4 separate regions of the Homo sapiens genome follow, and regions 1, 2 and 3 are each linked to region 4. A link is a contact called in ENCODE Hi-C or POLR2A ChIA-PET data. All regions are on one chromosome and are shown on one strand. Each heading gives the region's core, a stretch centred on a gene start or an enhancer-like site at or near the end of the contact. The rest is flanking DNA. Distances are from core to core; before and after follow the strand shown.

The links. A loop is a pair of places that touch in the nucleus more often than their neighbours do. ChIA-PET counts read pairs that join two places held with the same protein, here RNA polymerase II (POLR2A). Pooled maps may share reads with other maps.
Region 1: a pooled map shows a loop between it and region 4 (12-fold over the local background). The contact joins the promoter of XPO6 here to the promoter of ARHGAP17 in region 4. A Hi-C loop is called at or near these places in 5 of 50 pooled maps. POLR2A ChIA-PET finds 5 or more read pairs at or near these places in 3 of 52 experiments (CD4-positive, alpha-beta T cell, OCI-LY7 and activated CD8-positive, alpha-beta memory T cell).
Region 2: a pooled map shows a loop between it and region 4 (8-fold over the local background). The contact joins the enhancer-like site here to the promoter of ARHGAP17 in region 4. A Hi-C loop is called at or near these places in 2 of 50 pooled maps. POLR2A ChIA-PET finds 5 or more read pairs at or near these places in 2 of 52 experiments (GM12878 and common myeloid progenitor, CD34-positive).
Region 3: a map with no recorded cell type shows a loop between it and region 4 (7-fold over the local background). The contact joins the enhancer-like site here to the promoter of ARHGAP17 in region 4. A Hi-C loop is called at or near these places in 3 of 37 single-sample maps with no recorded cell type and 2 of 50 pooled maps.

The regions. Positions count from the first base shown.
Region 1 is chr16:28,209,215-28,214,139 of GRCh38, reverse strand. It overlaps XPO6 (exportin 6), which reads left to right and starts at 2,175. Exons shown (of 24, transcript NM_015171.4): 1 at 2,175-2,774. The coding sequence starts at 2,772. RefSeq lists a silencer at 1,938-2,427 and an enhancer at 2,057-3,055.
Region 2 is chr16:28,186,766-28,191,723 of GRCh38, reverse strand. All of the region lies in intron 1 of XPO6 (exportin 6), which reads left to right. Among named protein-coding and RNA genes, the nearest start is that of XPO6, 23 kb to the left of the region's middle. RefSeq lists a silencer at 2,217-2,356 and enhancers at 2,749-2,798, 3,883-4,052. Within about 2 kb of position 3,208, at least 11 of the 41 ENCODE cell types and tissues checked have a DNase peak (open chromatin) inside an H3K27ac peak, as active enhancers do; they include GM12878, where a contact is called at or near this core.
Region 3 is chr16:20,873,251-20,878,085 of GRCh38, reverse strand. All of the region lies in intron 1 of DCUN1D3 (defective in cullin neddylation 1 domain containing 3), which reads left to right. Among named protein-coding and RNA genes, the nearest start is that of DCUN1D3, 25 kb to the left of the region's middle. RefSeq lists a silencer at 2,428-2,507 and enhancers at 3,154-3,373, 3,624-3,723. Within about 2 kb of position 3,090, at least 8 of the 41 ENCODE cell types and tissues checked have a DNase peak (open chromatin) inside an H3K27ac peak, as active enhancers do.
Region 4 is chr16:25,012,744-25,017,361 of GRCh38, reverse strand. ARHGAP17 (Rho GTPase activating protein 17) reads left to right here and starts at 1,993. Exons shown (of 20, transcript NM_001006634.3): 1 at 1,993-2,153. The coding sequence starts at 2,101. It also overlaps the pseudogene LOC100421171. RefSeq lists silencers at 1,855-2,104, 2,185-2,234, 2,295-2,344, 2,405-2,454 and enhancers at 1,768-2,436, 2,437-3,105.

The DNA of each region.
Region 1 (4,925 bases), core at 926-3,425, 3.2 Mb before region 4:
CGGTGGTGGGCTCCTGTAATCCCAGCTACTTGGGAGGCTGAGGCAGGAGAATTGCTTGAACCCAGGAGGCGGACGTTGCGGTGAGCCGAGATCATGCCATTGCACTCCAGCCTGGGCAACAAGACCGAAACTCTGTCTCATTAAAAAAAAAAAAAAAGTGCTTGAGGCTGGGAGTTTGAGGCTGCAGTGAGCCATGATCATGTCACTGCAACAGAGTGAGACCCTTTCTCCAAAAACAAACAAACAAACAAACAAACAAAAAACTAAAAAACCCCTGAAAGCTATTGCTTTCAGTGGTAAAGTGTTGTATCAGTGGTTCTCCAAATGTGGTATCTAGACCTGCAGCATCAGCTTCATTTGGGAGCTTGTTAGAAATGCAAATTATTCAGCCCCATCTCAAACCTACTGGATGGGAAAGTCTATGAGTGGAGCGAGTAATCTTTGTTTTAACAGTCCTTCTGGGTGAATTGATTCAGATCACACTGAGGTTTGACAGGAAAGAAAAATAGCTCAGGGAAGTCTGAGTTATGTGAAGTATGCAAAATTTGTCAGGTCCACTGAGACTTGTGTATGGGAGTTCGGGCACACTCCCACCTCCACATGCTCGGGGACAATTGTTTAAAGATATTTTGTTCCAGACTAGCTGCCTCCCCCATTTCCTTCAGGTTCCTGAAATTTGTGATACAAAGAACAATGTATAGGCAATAGCTTATGTTATTTTTTCCCCCTTTCTCATCATTCCTATTCAACCTTATGTTATGCCTCTTTTTTCCTTAGAAACCCACTTGAAGCCAGGCGGGAGGGCTCACGCCTGTAATCCCAGCACTTTGGGAGGCCGAGGCTGGCGGATCACCTGAGGTCGGGAGTTCAAGACCAGCCTGGCCACTATGGTGAAACTCCGTTTCTACTAAAAATAAAAAAAATAGCCGGGCATCATGGTGGGTGCCTGTAGTCCCAGCTACTCGAGAGGCTGAGGCAGGATAATCGTTTGAACCCGGGAGGCGGAAGTTGCAGTGAGCTGAGATTGCACCATTGCACTCCAGCCTGGGCGACAAAGCGAGACTCCGTCTCAAACAACAACAACAACAAACTACACTCTAGTCTGGGCGACAGAGCAAGACCCTGTCTTAAAAACAAACAAACAAACAAGGAAACCCCATTTGTAACTGCCACTAATTGGACTATACTTCTGGTGGGCCATCTTCAAGCTTCGGGCTTGAATAAACCCTATACTTAAATACTATTTTCTCAATCTCGTTATTTAAGGTTGACAAGGGCCATTGGGTTACATAGATTTGCTCCAATCTATGTAGTAGGCACACCCGCGGGCTCAACCTCAGCTGTTTGGGATAGTTTCCTGACTGTTTCTTAAAATTAGCACTTTCAGCCTGGCTGGATGACTCATACCTGTAATCCCAGCACTTTGGAAGGCTGAGGCAGGAAAGCTGCTTGAGCCCAGGAGTTCCAGACCAGCCCAAGCATCAAAAGGAGGCCTCACCTCTGCAAAAAATAAAAAAATTTAGCTGGGCATGGTGGCGCACCAGGAGGTTGAGGCTGCAGTGAGCCATGATTGTGTTACCGCACTCCAGCCTGGGCAACAGAGCAAGAACCTGTCCCCAAAAATAAAACAAAATAAAGATGAGCACTTTCACGAGTAAAGTGGATTGGAGGATGGGAACAGGAATCCAACACATTCTCTGCCTCTCTCAGCACCTTGGCTATCGAAGTTACGTTTATCTCCCCTGTCCTAGCATCCACAGCAGGGCCTGGAATATAGTCGGGCAAGAGTGTGTGGACTGCATGAATGTAAGCTCCATAGGGCCGCGTGTCGTCACGCTGCCAGCTCGATGCTCCGCCCGTAAAAGGCACTCACTAAAATTTTAGCGGAATGAATGGGCGAAAAAAGCGAAAGGGAAACCACGCCTTTACTAAAATGGCAGCCCGGGCTCCCTTTACCAAGATGGCTGCCGGCCCGCGTGGACGCACGGGCGGTGGGCGCAGGGGGCGGGGCAAGAGAGGGCGTGGTAAGAAGGCGGGGCCAGTGGGAGCCGTCAGGTGCAGCCCCGCCCTCCGCCCTCCGCCCGCTCCCCCCGCTCGCCCCGCTCGATTCCGGATTGGTCCGGTTCCAGCGCCGCAGCCCGGCGGCCGCGCTGTGGGGCCGCCCGGCGCTCGCCACTTCCGGCGCGTTGGGGCTGTTGGTCGGGGGCGGCCGCGCGGTACTAGCGGGCGGCTCCAGGGCGGGCGCGCGCAAGGATGCTCTAGGGGGCGGCGGCAGTGGCCGTGTGGGTTGAGGCTGCGAGGACAGCGCGGGCCCCCGGGCCTCTCCCCTGAGCCGGCCGCCTGGGCCGCGCGGTCGAGGCCTGTCAGCCTCCGCCCGTTCAGCCTCGGGGCCGGGGCCGCCGCCACCTCTGCCCGCGGAGGCCGGGGAGCCCCTGCCTGGGCCCGCAGCCTCCCCCGCGGGGGTCGGGCCCGGGCGGGGGTCCCGAGCAGCTGCCCTCCTCGCCGGCATCCGAGCCTCATTTCCTGCTTTTTCAGTTTCCTTGGGGAGGGGCGGGTGGGTCTGGATGAATTGTCTCGGGGTCCCCCGATGAGGCGACCCGGGCGGCCCTGCCCTTTTTAGAGGGTCCCCTCGGGGCCCGGTGGGGAAGGGGTTGTCTTTGCATGGGTGGGGGACTTCCCGAGTCTGCCGGGACCATGACCTGAACTGTGCGAGCGGGACGTGTCCGAAGCCCAAGAACCAGCTCATCTGAGCCGCCCCCTCCCCGGCCAGCATGGTAAGTGGAATTGGAGCCCCCTTCCCTCCTGGGGTGCCCTACCGGAAGGGTGGGAATGGGCCCCGGGGCTGCTGAGCCATCGCTGCTCTCCCCATGGCGGGGAGAGGCGCGTGCGGAGCCTGGCCGGTGACACATGCGTGCAGAGTGTGCAGCCCCGGCCCTGCGCTCCCATCCCCCCAGGGATGATGGCTCAGGCCTGGGAGGGCCCTGGGAGCGCAGCAGGCACAACCCTTGCATCTGGTGTTTGCCTCCTGCAGCTCCTCCGGATAATAACTATCGTTTATTGAGGGCTTACTACTTGCCAAGGCCCTGCGCGAAGTGATTGACAGTGCAGTAGTATTTAATGATCACACCAGCCCTCTGTTCGGAAGTGGGGAGACTGAGGCACGGAGCAATTAATTCCCCAGCTCAAGGTCAAGCGACTTTTTAACAGTGTTAAGATTTGAACCTAGGCATCTGACTTTGAACCTAGGCATCTCTAATACACTTAGAGAGCTGGGTGATTGTAGGAGAAACATCTCATCTAGCTGTAGGTTTATATATGAGGAAACAGAGCGATTTACAGAGGTCACTTGCACAGGTGATGGCAAAGTCAGGAATGGTCGTGATCTTTTGACACTGAGGCTGCTATTCTACATGCTCTGATCTCTGCTGAAGCTACCTTCCACGTTTTCTAGACCGATACTTTCAATACTCCCCTAAATGTGTGTACTCACATCTCTTTGTGTATCCACATCTCCACGTTTTCTAGACCGATACTTTCAATACTCCCCTAAATGTGTGTACCCACATCTCTTTGTTAAGCATTTGCCTTTTTGCTCTTGTAATTATTTCTGAGCCTTATCTGTCTATTGCGGTATACACAGCTCCTTCAAAGACCAAATTGTTTGAACCCTTATCTGCTCCAGCTCCTGGCACATAGTAAGCCCTTGGTAAGTACTGGATCACCTAGCCTGTGGTTGAGCACCTCGAGGAGTGGAGCTGTTCTCCTCAGTTTCACCCATTTTACCCCTGCCAAGTTAGTGGTATAATAGAGAAAGGGACATAGCTGCATCTTTTGTGATACAGACCTTAAGGCCTGTGGAATTTTCGAAACATTCAAGGGGCCTGTGGGTAGTGTGTAGGTCCTGAGATATGGAGCTTACAACCAGCTGGGTAAAGTACACCATTAATGCTGAGCAGCACCGTACAGTATATGCTATACGTATAGTGTATGTGTTTTATTTTTATTTGTTTTGAGACAGGGTCTTGCTTTGTTTCCTAGGCTGGAGTGCAGTGGCACGTTCATGGCTCACTGCAGCCTCGACCTCCTGGGCTCAAGCAGTCCTCCCACCTTAGCCTCCCAAGTAGCTGGGGCTGCAGGCAAGTGCCACCATGCCTGGCTAATTTTTTGTGGAGATGAGGTCTCACCACGTTCCCCAGGCTGGTCTTGAACCTGAGCTCAAGTGATCCGTCCTCCTCAGCCTCCCAAAGTGCTGGGATTACAGGCGTGAGCCACCGTGCACAGCTGAGTCTATGTATTTTAACATATATATTACACAGTATGAATTGTGGCAAATCAGTTAAGCTCTCAGTTCCAATTTCCTCAACTATGAAATTTGGGGATAGGATTTCTCTAAAGAGTAATCTAGAGGTATGAGGTATAACATTTAGTGGCTAATGAAAGTAGCACTCATTCCTTCCTTCATTTATTCTTTCAGTAATGCTTTTTTTTTTTTTTTTTTTGAGATGGAGTTCAGCTGTTGTTGCCCAGGCTGGAGTGCAGTGGTGCAGTCTCAGCTCACGGCAACTTCTGCCTCCCGGGTTCAAGTGATTCTCCTGCCTCAGCCTCCCGAGTAGCTGGGATTATAGGCATGCGCCACCATGCCCGGCTAAATTTTGTATTTTTAGTAGAGATGGGGTTTCACCATGTTGGTCAGGCTGGTCTTGAATTCCTGACCTCAGGTGATCCACCCGCCTCGGCCTCCCAAAGTGCTGAGATTACATGCATGAGCCATCGCGCCCGGCCTCAATATACTTAAGTTTTGTTTTTTAATTGTAGTAAAATATACATAATTAAAATTAGCCATTTTAACCATTTTTAAGTGTACAGTTTAGTGAAATTAAGAACATTCACATTGTTGTGCAACGATCACCACCATATATCTCCAA
Region 2 (4,958 bases), core at 1,959-4,458, 3.2 Mb before region 4:
CCTTGGAGCAGAACTCCTCTGTGCTTCCTCAAGGGGTGTAGGAGCTGTCACTGGGCAAGAGCTCTGGTGGCCTGCCCCTGTCTTCACTTGACCCACAGCTAGCTGACTTTGGGAGGATGCTCTCTCTCAGCTTCATTTTCCTCATTGTAGAACAAGATTGGACTTGCTGTGCTCTGGGGTTTGTTTACTTCTGTCTTAAGATTCTGTGATCGTGTTTTAGCATTTCTTGGTAGCTTGCCTTGTGTTAATGTGCCCAGTAAGTATCTTTTGAGTTTAATACTAGGCATGCAGATATAAACATCCATCCTCCTGGGATATGTACCTGGGAAAGGGAAGCAGATGGGACTGTGAAGACAGAGCCTACTCTTGGCTGTATTACTTACTTTAGACAGTTTCTGCAGAATAACTATTTTTATCATTTACTTTTTTTGGCTGTTTAATTAAGCCTTCTGACTGGAATATAAATAAGTATATAAAATATATGTATTTTAGCTCCTAGTGGATATGGTTTGTTGCCCAACCAGTAGATGCAAACATTTTAATGTCTAGGCTGTGTAACTGTGGTGAAAATAAACCTGGCACCTGAGAGAATAATTCTTTCCTATTGTATCCTTTTCTCCATTTCTCTTTCCCATATGCCTAGCTAGCTGGGAGCAGCCAGGGGCAAGGTAGAGGGTACCGGCCAGTGGATGGTATTTTAAAAACTGTTTATTTCAAAATGATTTCAAATAGAAAGATTTCAAGGAATAAGTTATACAAAGATCTCTCATACCCTTTACCCAAACTCACCTACCGTTAATATTTTGTCCTGTTAACGTTATTTGCACGTTCCCTCTTTATATGTATATATAGACATATATGCATGTACATGCATGTACATTCACACACACATGTATTTTTTTCTGAACAATTTTAGAGTAAGTTGCCTTTGTCATGGTCCATTGCCCTATATCATATATTTCTTAATAGGGGCATTCTCCCACATGACTATGGTACAGTTACCATCTTCGGTTAATAGAACATTGATTCAGTACTTTGATCTAACCTACTACCACCTGTATTCCAGTTTTGTCAATTGGCTCAGTCATGCCTTTCATAGCATTTTTTCCCTCCAGTCCAGGATCAATCTGTGGTCAGGTGTAGCATTTACTTGTCATGCTCTTTAGTCTTTAGATTTGTTGTTTAAAATTATTGAAACCAGGCTGGGCACGCTGGCTCAGGCCTGTAATCCCAGCACTTTGGGAGGCCGAGGTGGGCGGTATCGCTTGAGGTCAAGAGTTCAAGACCAGCCTGGCCAACATGATGAAGTCTTGTCTCTAATAAAAATTCAAAAAAAATTAGCCAGGTGTGGTGGCGGGCACCTGTAATCCGAGCTCCTTGGGAGGCTGAGACACGAGAATTGCTTGAACCTGGGAGGTGGAGGTTGCAGTGAGCTGAGATTGTGCCACTGCACTCCAGCTGGGCGATAGAGCTAAACTCAGTCTCAAAAAAAAAAAAAAATAAAGAAAGAAACTGGTGCACCTCTCCATTGGTAGCTGATTGATGAGTCTTGTTTTTATGCATTCTCCAATACTATGTGGATGAGGTTTCCCAGCATAAAACGTACCATCCTCTGTATACAAAGATGTTTCCTCTAACTGGTCTCCATGGGGAGAAAATATGCTGCTTCCATGTTATCACTGCCACAGTGGGATCAGTTGAACTTCCTGGCCCAGACACCCGGCAGTCATCTTGCTTCTAACTCTTGGTCCTCAGCAGTAATTAGAGGAAGAGACAGACAATCTGACTGGGCACTTTGTGCAAACCCAAGAAATAATAGAGGAATGTTCTGCCATCGATCAACTTTATGGTAGTTTTAGATTAAAGCAGAAAAGTGCTTTTTAATGACTAAAATTATGTTTAGATGCAGCCAGAGTGTATGTTTTAATCAAATATTAAATGTCTGTGTGAAGATATTGTGCAAAGTTATGTCTAGATCTAAGCTGCAGACAAGAAAACAAGAAGCCTTTCTCATGCGAGGGGATGACTTTGTTCCAGATTGTGTTAATAGAGGGGTGGGCGCGCCTGCCCAGCCTTAGCAGTCCTGTTACATGCTGTGGTTGTCTGTTTGCTTCAGTAGAAGACATTTTTTTTTCTCCTGCAACTCTTGTACACAATGTTTAGAATGAATTACATCAATGTATATTTGTACCTCGGTCTTCCCTCTGCTTGGCCTTACGCTGTCCTATCACAGTCAGGCTAAGGAAAGGAACTCACATGGGTGTGGCTGGGGCTGAGATTCTGGCTGGCTGCTCACTGGCTGTGTGTCTTTGAGCGAGTCATCCAGTGTCTCTGGGCTTCCCTGATTGCCCTGCTGACTGCTAGACTGTGGAGGGTCAGTGGGCTTCACCACTTTTTCTTTTTTTTAAATAGAGGAATAAAGTGAGATTTCCACTTCAATATGCTGTGCTTTTTTTTTTTTTTTTTAAAGGAAGTGTCAGCTGGGCGCGGTGGCTCGTGCCTCTAATCCCAGCACTTTTGGAGGCTGAGGCAGGCGGATCGCTTGAGCCCTGGAGTTTAAGACCAGCCTGGGCAACATGGCGAAACCCCAGCTCTACAAAAAATACAAAAATCAGCTGGATGTGGTGGTGTGCAGCTGTGGTCCCAGCTACTTGGGAGGCTGAGGTAGAAGGATAGCTTGAGCCCGGGAGATAGAGTTTGTGCCACTGTACTCCAGCCTGGGCGACAGAGCAAGACCTGTGCCTCCAGAAAACAAAAGGAAAAGGAAAATATCTACGGGCTGGGATGCAAAAGAGCAGTAGTGACCGGAGGGAGAGATGGGAGGAAGCATTGTTCTGAATGTCGTTCTCCTGACTGGGGCTTCCTTGATGCACTTTTCTAGCTTTCTGGCTTTTTGAGCTGAATGACTTCAGGAGGGGGATAGGTAGATGTCACTCGCCCTGGTTCCCATGCATGTTATTTTAAGCTTAGTATTTCATCTCATACTTGTGTGCAGGCCTACAGGTCAAAGATTTTTTTCTCTCCTTTTTTTTTTTTTTTTTTTTTTTTTTTTGCAGTGGTGAAGGGTGTAGGGAAGTGAGAGTGATGATCTGAGAGTTTAGACATCTATGGTAATCCTGTTAGCTTTCAGAGAAAGTTTACATGAGTTTGAATATCTTTGCTAATCGCATGTGTTGTAACACACCGGATATGTTTTGCATACTTTTTAACCTTCGTTGGCAGCAGGGATAGAATCACTTTTCTTCGAAACCTTTATATACAGCAAATAGGGTAATGACACTGTTCTAGATATGCCACAGGGATATTTGAATGGCACTCTGGGATACTAGTCCTCATTTTGTTGAGGTTTGGTATCTATGAGCCCATGAACCTGAATATAGGAGACCCATATGATTCACCTCCTAGTAGATTATACAAAATGAGGCTCTGGGAAAGGATGGCAAAAAGCTTAATAGAAGTGTCTTTAAAAAATAGTCATTTTTGGCTGGGCATGTTGGCCCATGCCTGTAATCCCAGAACTTTGAGAGGCATAGGTGGGAGGATTGCTTGAACCTGGGGGTTTTAAGACTAGCTTGGGCAACATAGCAAGACCCCATCTTTATTTAAAAAAAATTTAAAAAATAGTCATTATTCCCCAAGATTAATTTTGTAAAAAGGTTATGCTTAGAGGGGGTTGTTTTAGAGGCCATTAGGTAACATATTACAGATTTAATCAGGGTTTGAGGAAACCACCTTCTAGCTGCTACATCTTAGGGAAAAGCACCTTATTATCCACCTTCAGTCTCAGTGTTAGCAGTCTCCTGTTTTTCAACACAGATTGAATCTGCGTGTGAGCAGAAGTCTGCTTATGGTCAGAACCCTTAAAGGGGAAAATGTAAAGAGTCACATGTATCTTCAATTTGGAGGAATTACCAGTATTCTTGAGAAACTGAAAGTGATACCAACAGTTTTCTTGTTCCTTTTACTGTCTTGAATTTGGTCTTTAAGATAGTTGAGCCACCAGCCCATGGTAGATATTGTAGAAAATACAGACATACTAGATAGAGCATCTTTCCAGACAGTTGATGTTCTGGGTAGAGAAGCCTAATATCTATGACGTATGAACAGTGACTTTCAGCCCACACTTCATGCCTGACATTGTGTTTACTATGTATTTTACATTTTATTTAATTCTCAGAATGACCCAATATGTTAGGTACTTTTACTGTCCCCACTTGTGCACAAGAAGAAACAGTGACACATTAAATAACTAGGCCAAGGTCAAGCTGCACATTTGGATTCAAACTTGGGGAACCTGACCCTAGAGCCTGCATTTTAAAACTTTTGCCATTCTGAAATGACCAGAGAACAGCACCAAGGGCAAAATTCTGTAGTACTGATTACAAGACAAAGACACAAGATGTAAATGACCTGATCTGTACTGTAATCTGTGTAGGAAAATTCATGAAGGTTAAACTATAAATTGCAGTCTCAGAAGCAAATGCAGGATGGGGCTAGGTACTCGCTTATGAGACCATGAGTGTTCAGATTGGAGTGGCTTCCTATGGCGAGTGACATTGAATCAGGCATGCTTTCCTTCTTATCCTCCTAGTAAACTTCCTTGCTCTTCAAAACCCAAATCACCCCTTTGAAGCTTTCTTTCCTTCAGATAGAGTTAGTTTTCTCTTTGGTCTTCTGAGGCTGTTTATATGTACGCCAGGACTACAGGATGTAACTGCTAGGCCACCTTCAGTTCTTTGAAGTTAGGGACCGTCTTACTCATCATTGTATCCCAGGGGCTTAATTTAAGCAATATCAGTTACTTAGTGAGTATTGAATTCTCATTTCTCCAACAAATAGCTGAGTTGCTTAGTCACTCCAGAATTAAAGCTAGGTTTAGAATAATTGGAGCGGTGTGATGGCATGTGCCTATAGTCTCAGCTTCTCAGGAGGCTGAAGTGGGGAGGATCGCCTGAGCC
Region 3 (4,835 bases), core at 1,841-4,340, 4.1 Mb after region 4:
TCACACCCATAAACCAAGTGCTTTGGGAGACTGAGGCAGAAGGATTGCTTGAGCCCAGGAGTTCGAGACCAGCCTGGGCAACATAGCAAGACCCTGTCTGTACAAAAATAAAAATGAAAAAAGTAGCTGGGTGTGGCACCATGTGCCTGTAGTCTTAGCTGCTTTGGGAGGCTAAGGTGGGAGGATCGTTTAAGCCCAGAAGTTTGAAGTTAACAGTGAGTTATGATTGCACCACTGCACTCTGGGCTGGCAACAGAGCCAGATCCTGTCTCTAAAAAGAAAAAATCAGCTCTTGAGAACTGAATTGAGTTCTGCATTCTTAGGACTCAACTCCCTTTACTCTTTCCTGTTGAGTGTTTGTTGACATCATCCTATAATTTGAATTGGTATAAATAGCTACCATTTATTGAGTATTAATTGTGTGTGAGAAAGTGCTAAACATCTCAGATTCAGCATTTATTCAATCACGAGTTAATATATTTAAAGCAATAAAGCCTTGTACAGAGCATGTGCTCAGTATCAGTGACTATTATTCCTTCTACAGATACTTATCAATGTGCCATGTGCCACATAGCCTAGGTGCACAGGGTAAAGTGGCGAATAAGGCAGGTAAAATGCCTGCTATTAGAGGGAGCAGGCAATAAATAAGTCAGCAAATTAGAATTTCACAGAGTTGTAAGTGCCGTGAAGAAGTAAAACAGCGTTGTGCTGAATTAGAGGGAAGTGGCATTTGGATTGGTTGAACATGGAACACATGTCAGCACGTGAACTGAGACCCATCTCATATGAAGCAGCCATTTATTCTTCACCGTGACCTTTTTTTTTTCATCGCAGAACTCAGTCCCATTTTTTTGTTAATTGATAAATAATATATGTAGTTTTGAGACATGTGATAATATGATACATTCACATTATGTGTAAAAATCAAATCAGGGTAATTGGGATATTATATCACCTTAAATATTTATCTTTTCTTTATGCCGGGATCATTTAAATTATTCTCTTCCACCTATTTTGAAATGTACATTAGATTATTGTTGACTGGAGTCACCCTACTGATTTTTCCAACGCTAGGTCTTACTTCTGTTTGTACCCACTAACCCACTTCTTTTCATCTCCCCTCCCGCTCCCCTTCCCTGCCTCTGGTAACTACCTAGAGAAGATAACTGTCTCTCTCTTCCTGAGATCCACTTTTTTAGCTCACACATGAGTGAGAACATGTGCTATTTGTCTTTCTGTGCTTGGTTTATTTCACTTAACGTAATGACCTCTAGTTCCAACCGTGTTGCCTATGACAGGGTTTCATACTTTTTTATGGCTGAATAATATTCCATTGTGTATATGTACCACATTTTCTTTATCCATTCATCCATGGATGGGCACTCAGGTGGATTCCATATTTTGGCTATTGTGAATAATGCTACAATAAACATGGGAGTGCAGATCTCTCCAGTATATTGATTTTCTTTCCTTTGCACATATACCTAGTAGTGCAATTGCTGGATCATACAGTAGTTCTATTTTCAGTTTTTTGAGGGCCCTTTATACTGTTTTCCATAGTGGCTATACTCATTAACATTTCCACCAACAGTATACGAGGGTTCCCATTTTTCCACATCCTTGCCATTCATTATTCTGTTTTTTTTTTTTTTCATAACCATTTTAACTGGGGTGAGATAATATTTCGTTGTGGCTTTTATTTACATTTCTGTGATGATTAGTGATGTTGAGCATTTTTTCGTATACCTGCTGGCTATTTTCATGTCTCCTTTTGAGAAACATCTATTCAGATCTTTTGCCCATTTAAAAATCAGATTAGAGTCGGGCACAGTGGCTCGAGCCTGTAATCCCAGCACTTTGGGAGGCTGAGGCAGGCGGATCACCTGAGGTCAGGAGTTTGAGACCAGCCTGGCCAACATGGTGAAACACTGTCTCTACTGAAAATACAAAAATGAGCTGGGCCTGGTGGCATGCGCCTGTAATCCCAGCTACTCGAGAGGCTAAGGCAAGAGAATCACTTGAACCTCGGAGGTGATTGGTTGCAGTGAGCCGAGATCATGCCACTGCACTCCAGCGTGGGTGACAGAGTGAGACTCTGTCTCAAAAAAAATAAATAAATAAAATAAAAATCAGATTATTATTATTATTATTTTGCTATTAAGTTGTTTGAGCTCCTTATATATTCTGGCTGTTAATCCCTCGTCAGATGGATAGTTTGCAGATTTTTTTTCCCATTCTGTGGATTGTCTCTTCACATTGTTGATTGTTTACTTTGCTGTGTAGAAGCTTTTTAGCTTGATATAACCCCATTTGTCTCTTTTTGCTTTGGTTGCCTGTGCTTTTAAGGTCTTACACAAAAAATCTTTGCCCAGACCAGTGTCCTAGATCATTTCCCCAGTGTTTTCTTCTAGTAGTTTCATAGTTTCATGTCTTATATTTAAATCTTCAATCCACTTTGATTTGATTTTTGTATATAGTGTGAGAGAGGGGATCTAGTTTTATTCTTCTGCATATAGTCATTTAGTTCACAGTGATTTGTTTTAGTTCCCGTTTTCAACTGAGAAGACTGAGATGGAATATGGTTAAGTGTGAGCTAGAGAGTTGGTAGAGCTGGGCTGTACAAACCTAGTCATTTTGCATCCAATGCATGTACTTTCCCTCCTGGAAGGCACATGACTATACTGGAGCAGCTGAAGGAGCTGCAATATCTGTGCAACTGGTTTTTGAGTGAGAGAATTGAATGTTGGTTGCAGAACAGTCAAGACACTGAACGCAATTCAGAAAAGTTGCATGTAATTTCATGGACCCCCTATTGTTGGATGCAACATTTGTGTGTGTGTGTGTGTGTGTGTGTGTGTGTGTGTGTGTGTGTGTGCATGAGCGCACGCAGTTTATTCTGGGGCCATAGTTGTCTTTGAGTCTTCAGACTTATTGATGACTGAAAGAACTTATGGTGCTGCTGCTTTATTTTATAAATTTTTTATGTTGTTTCTTAAAATAGGGCATAGCTGCTAGGGCAGGGTTTTAATAGACAGCATTGTGGTGGCCATTAGGTGGCAGCAATTTTGGCAGGTCATGTGGGTGGGAAGTGGGCAGGAACGAATCATCAGATGTCTTACTTTGCAAAGCTTGCAGTACCACAGTGCCTTCCAACAGGTATAGAGCTCCATTTTTAATTACCTGCTTATCTTTGCACATGTTAATGTACTCTGGGGCCTCATGCTACATGAGCATTTGTGAAAATAAGTAACTTAAAAAAAAAAATCAAAGCCTAAACCTTGGGGCCTCAAGTTTCAACCTGCAGAGAACGTATTCAAATAAAGATGTGCAAACATGAGCATTTCCTGTCAGTCTTTGAAACTTAAACACTTTCTTAATAGGCTCTTCGGCATGTAAAATCAAAGAGAAATTGTCTCAGTGATAGGAATTGAAACCAAGAGGGTAGCCAAGTTCAGGTTAGATTTGGGCTTTCAGTTTCATGGGATATGGTTTAGATCAAATACCTGTTTCAGCTGGAAGGTTGATCATGTTATTGTACAGAGAAAGACTTCTGAGAGATTTTTGCTTTCAGCCTTTCACATGGTGTCTGAATGCTGGGACGGGGTTCCTCTTTGGGAACAAGATGATGACAGCAAATATGTACACAATAGAATAAAGCTCCTGAAGTATTCTGTGGCATATCTACTTGAAGGAGGTCTAACGGTGTAAAAATTGCAATTGGAAAGATTCTTGTAGCCAGTTAGTCATACCATCTTTTAAATAGCATCCTACTGGTCCACGTAGTTATAATGGAATTTGACAGCTTTCATGAACTTGGGATCATTGGTCCTGTTGTTCAGCTAAGGGTCCTATGATATATTCGACTAGAAATTGTGGCCTAGTCAGTTGGTTCTGAACCATGAATCAGAACATCTGGCAATTAGATCTTCTCTCTCTTTGCTCTCTGAATAGAAGAGATCTGAGTGACATAGCTGTGTCTTGGTAGGGACTCTTTCAGTTGTGATAGAAAACCTGATATCTAACTTATGCAAAGGAGAGTTTGTTGGCTCACACCTGTGAAGTTCAGGCTTTGATCTTGACTCTAGGAACAGTTGGATTCAGGGTGTAAATAATGCCTTCAAAATTCAGTTTCCCTTTGTCTCTTCATACTGCTTTCCACTTGGTGATTTCATTTTTGGGTTCTACATGCATTTGAGCTGAGCCCCATGTGATAAACAGGGACCATTTAATCCTCACAGTGACCCCCTAGGCATTCTTATTTTCTCTGGTAGCTCTTTCTGGTAGCATCTCCAGCCTCCTGTATTTTCAGGGTTGAGATTCTGTCTGGCTGGCTTGTCATGGGCATATCCTGGGTCCAGTCATTAAAGCCAGGGGCATGTGAGGCCTTGGTGGGGCTGAGTCCCATAGTTCTTTATGAACCCCACCCAGCCATATGGCCGAGAGCGAGGGAAAAGGATCTGCTGGTGAAAATTGGGTAATCACCTGATGAAGAGCCTGGATGCTGGGAAGGCAGACACGTCTGCTACAAATCTGTCCTTTGACCCAGTCTGCAGCTTGACAGCCCATGTTAGTCTTCACACTAAATCCAGCCCATTGACCATTTCCAGGCATTCCACATTTCTCTTTTGAATGAGCCTCTTGCTCCCTGGGAATGTGAATCACTCAATCCATGGGCCAGACCCTTCTACCCCTGATGTTAAACCTTTGATAAGGGGACTGTTACTCATTAGACCTTAAGATGGTCATCATCTTTGTCCTCTTCTTTTCCTTGGAGGGAGTGTGAGGAGGAAGTTGATCTTCTTTTGAAAGAATAAATTGAGGAAATTTAGATATAA
Region 4 (4,618 bases), core at 744-3,243:
TTCTCGTGGCTGAGTTTAATTACACACTCTTGCTCTAGCTGTAAGGCAGAGCTCTCCAGGTTAGCTTCAGTGGACAATCTTTTCATGGTTTTCTCAGAGTTGTTTCTTCCAATAGCCTCTTTTCAGCTAGGGGTCTCACTCTGTCACCCAGACAAGAGTGCAATGGTGTGATAATAGCTCACTGCAGCCTCAAATTCCTGGGCTCAAATGATCCTGTTGCCTCAGCCTTTCAACTAGTTGGGAGTACAGGTGCATGCCACTGCTTCTGGCCTTTTTTTTTTTTTTAAATTTTTCATAGAGATGAGGTTTTAGTATGTTGTCCAGGCTAGTCTCATACTCCTGAGCTCAAGTGATCTTCCCATCTTGACCTCCCAAAGTGCTAGGATTACAGGTGTGAGCCACTGCACCTGGCCCCAGAAGATAATTTTTTATTTGTCTTTTACTCTATGTTCAAATTCTTCAATTTTTTGGTAGACTCTACTTTTTCAATTTGTAGAGCTTGCATGAATAGTGTTTTCCTTCTCTTGAAGTTTAGAGAGATCATGTACTGTAATTCCTGAGCCACCTTGCTGTAACAAATTTTCCAGTTCTTCAATCTTTTCTTCCTAATTGCTTAGATTTTCTTGATGCTTACAACTTATTTCCCTCAATTTCTGTTGATGAACATTCTGTAATACTGATAATTCAAGCTGATGGTCATCAGTATCCTGACTTCTTTTTTGTTTGAGCTCCTTGATGATATTAATATTTGGTGTTTGTAGTTTGTAGATTTCATTTTCATCAAAACTAGTTGTTCCTCCTATTTTATAAGTCTGAGCAATACATTTCCAATGGCCAACTGGAGACTCAAGTTTTAGAACTTCATTGGACTATCTGTTTATTTCTTGTTATGATGAAATTATGTCATAAAAACCCATGTAAGCGTCGTGGAACACTGAAGCATGATGGGTACCACATGGAATGGAGGGGATGCAGTGTGGATGGGAACCTCCGGCCTTCCCTGAATGTGCTGACTCCAGGGCTGGCTGCCGGTCCTGCAACCGATCCTGTAGTGCTTGCTTTCTTGTTTTAGGAAGGCTCATTTCTACCTCTTTCTGTTGTAATTGATGTCGATAACTTTTAGTTTGCTGCCCTATCTGAAGCTCTGATGCTTCCTAGGTCTCTCCTAGGTCACTAAAAAGATCTTGAAGTCCCTCATTCTTTGATATTAAGAATTCCAAACTGGCATCAGTCTCCTTTATCCCATAGTTAGGGAGCTCTTTCCTTTTTCTATGACATTTAGGAGCACATTTGAGATGTGGCTGATGAAAGAAGCCACATTGCTGCCCATCCAATGCAAAGAAGGGGCTTACCTGGAGCCAAGGCCACCAAACCAGGAAGACATGAGTGTGTGAGCACGTGTGTTAAGGAAAACACACATTGACTTTAATTTTTTTTTTTTTTTTTTTTTTCGAGACAGGGTCTCTCACTCTGTTGCCCAGGCTGGAGTGCAGTGGCGCCATCTCGGCTCACTGCAACCTCTGCCTTTCGGGTAAAAGCCGTTCTCCTGCTTCAGCCTCCTGAGTAGCTGGGATTACAGGCGTCCACCACCACGCCCAGCTAAATTTGTATTGTTAGTAGAGACAGGATTTCACCGTGTTGGCCAGGCTGCTCTCGAACTCCCGAGCTCAAGTGATCTGCCCCCTCGGCCTCCCAAAGTGCTGAGATTACAACGTTGAACCACTGCGCCCTGCTAGAAACAGCTTTTCATACGTTGAAATAAACGAGAGGGTGACCGGGCAGCGTTGGGGTCGGGGAGGCCAGGCGGAGGAGGCCTAGTGGTCTTCTCGCCCGGGGCCTTCTAGCTCTTCGCCCGTGTCAGGTAAGGCACTGTTAGCCTCGGCTCGGTTCGACTCGGCTCTACTCGGGCTCAGCTCGGCTCGGCCAGACCTAGAGGGCGGGCGGGCGGTGCCACTGGAAGTGACGAGGCGAGGGCGGGGCCGCCGGCCCGGGGAGCCACCGCCGCGCCGCCGTTTGGGCCGGGAAGCGATGTAGTAGCTGCCAGGCTGTCCCCCGCCCTGCCCGGCCCGAGCCCCGCGGGCCGCCGCCGCCACCGCCGCCATGAAGAAGCAGTTCAACCGCATGAAGCAGCTGGCTAACCAGACCGTGGGCAGGCGAGTGCGCCGGGCAGCACGGGGGTCGCACCGGGGCTGGGGGCGGAGGGCGGAGGGCGCGGGGGCGGGACGGCTCCTCCGCGGTCCGGCGGCTCTGAGCTGGGCCGCAGCCCCTGCCCGAGACCAGCGGGGCACGGGCCCGGGGGCTGCGCCGCGCTGAGGCCCGAGCGCCGCGCTCCAGGCGGCCCGCCTGTCTCTCAGCGCCGCCGGGCTCCCGAGACCTGCAGGGGAGGGCCGCCGCCTCCTCCGCCACACCGCGGGGTCCCCTGCCCATTGTCCCTGCCCCGGGAGCATCGCCCTCGGGGAGTAGACCCGGTCCTTCTCCTCCCTTCCCGGGGGCCGAGCCAGCTGGGATCGCTGCCCTGGGCTCAACAACGGTGACTTCTGTCCCTAACGCTGTGCCGAGCGCTGTGCTGTGGGGGGCGGCAGTCCCAGGCTTTCCCGGTGCTCCCGCTGTTTGCGAGTCCTTCTCCTGTAAGTGCATGGCGGCAAGAAATGGCTAGAGGGACATGAAAGCCAGCCGGATTTGCTCAGTGAGTTCAGAACGCCCTTTGAGGGAATTCGGAGGTGGTGCTGTCTCAAAACCAGGGCTCCTAGGAACTGGACTGCTGCTGCCAGTTCTTGACATTTAGAAATTAGGAATTGGCGGAAAAGGATTATGGAGACGCCTTGCGCCAATTTAAAAAGTCTCACCTTAGGTTTGGAAACAAATGCTTCTTTATCTTCCTTTGCTACGGTTGAAGTGCTTAACAAGAAACGTTATTGATTATTAAATGGCAGGCTAGACCAGAGTTGGTAGATCAGGTTGTCAGAACAAGAAATGATTTGTGGTTTTTGAGAGTTTCTGGAGGTGACTGTCATGTGCTGTATTATCTGGGGCTAATATTTCAAGGTCTTTCAGGGCAGCTGGCTGTACTGTACCGATTTAGTGTTTATTCAGCAAAGAGATACGAAAGTATGAATTTCTCACAGCTCTTCTTTTGATTTTCTGTTTTTAACAGTTAAGGGGAGTTTGGTTTGGCTGAAGCACGTGGGACACTTCTTTTTTTTGAGTGTATGAAAATACTTTTACTTCCTCTCGAGTTTTCTAAATTTGCTTTTTACTGTTTCATTTCCTCCATCTTTTTGCTTAGTTTCCTTGTTTAATTTTTTCGATTCCCTACCGTATTATTGTGGTGAGAATTAACTCTTATTTTCAGGGTTAATCGCTGCCCCTAAAGCCCAGACAAACCTACTTTTCTGTTATTTGCAGGAAAATTAAAGAAATAATGCTGAGAGGAAGGTAGACGTGTGGTAATGGCGGCTGATGTTTCAAGGAACAGTTTACAAGCACATGATAATTTCTTGTGAGTTTCGTACCCTTGTTAGTGTTCTGAGCAACGTGCATTGTGGAACTAGTATTTAGTAAGTGCCAAGATACATTTGTCAAATAGTCGTTTGGCTTGTTTTTACATTGTTCGTGACAGGTAAGGGACTTTCACTCTTTTTATACAAAGTTCTGAGACTTAAATCTACCAAGCTATTTAGGGTCTCTTTGACTCCTGGGTCATCTTAGAGGCTTCTCCCTTCACACTTTTTTTTTTTTTTGAGACAGGGTCTCCCTTTGTCACCCAAGCTGGGGTGCAGTGGTGCGATCTTGTCTCATTGCAGCCTTGACTTCCCTGGGCTCAAGCGACCCTCTCGCCTCAGCCACCTATGTGGTTGGAACTACAGGTGGGCACCACCACATCCGCTAATTTTTGTATTTTTTGTAGAGTGGGGATTTGCCATGTTGCCTAGGGTGGTCTCGAACTCCTGGCCTCAACTGATCTGCCTGCCTTGGCCTCCCAAAGTTCTGGGACTACAAGCGTGAGCCACCTTGCCTGGCACCTTCACATTTTAAAATTCCGGCCATGCTTGCCTACCTTCAGTTTCCACAGGAGGTCTTGCTTTCTTACCTGCTAGCATCTACTTGGAACTCCTGGAAGCCTCTCCCACCACACCTTTTCTCCAGGCACCTCTTGCTCATTCTTCAGCCTTCTGGGAAAGGTCCCTCTGCCTCTGAAAGGCCTTCTATGATGCTACAGCATAGATTGGATGCCTCTCCTGGGCGTTCTTGTAATCCTGTGTAGCACTTGCTTTTCTGTGCTGTGACTGCCTCTTGTGTGTGTTCTCCATCAGATAAATACCTTGAGAGTCCTTGCTGTGTCTCCTTTGATTCCCAGGGTCTGCTGTGGTTCCTACCCCATGGCCAGGGTGCAGTAGACATTGTTAATTCTGGTATTTGAGTTCTTACTAGATCGCCTTGGTGGTGTGGGCCCGAGTATGGGAAAACATGAAGTGGATAGAGTAGATGGTGATTCATGCTGGAGCTGTAATTCTGGGCCTGACCTTTGACTGTCTTTAAAAATCTTTATTGCTAGATGCCAGTGGAAGCTGAAGCTATTACAGAACTATTAAGGGTGTGGCAATTATGCACCCAAAGT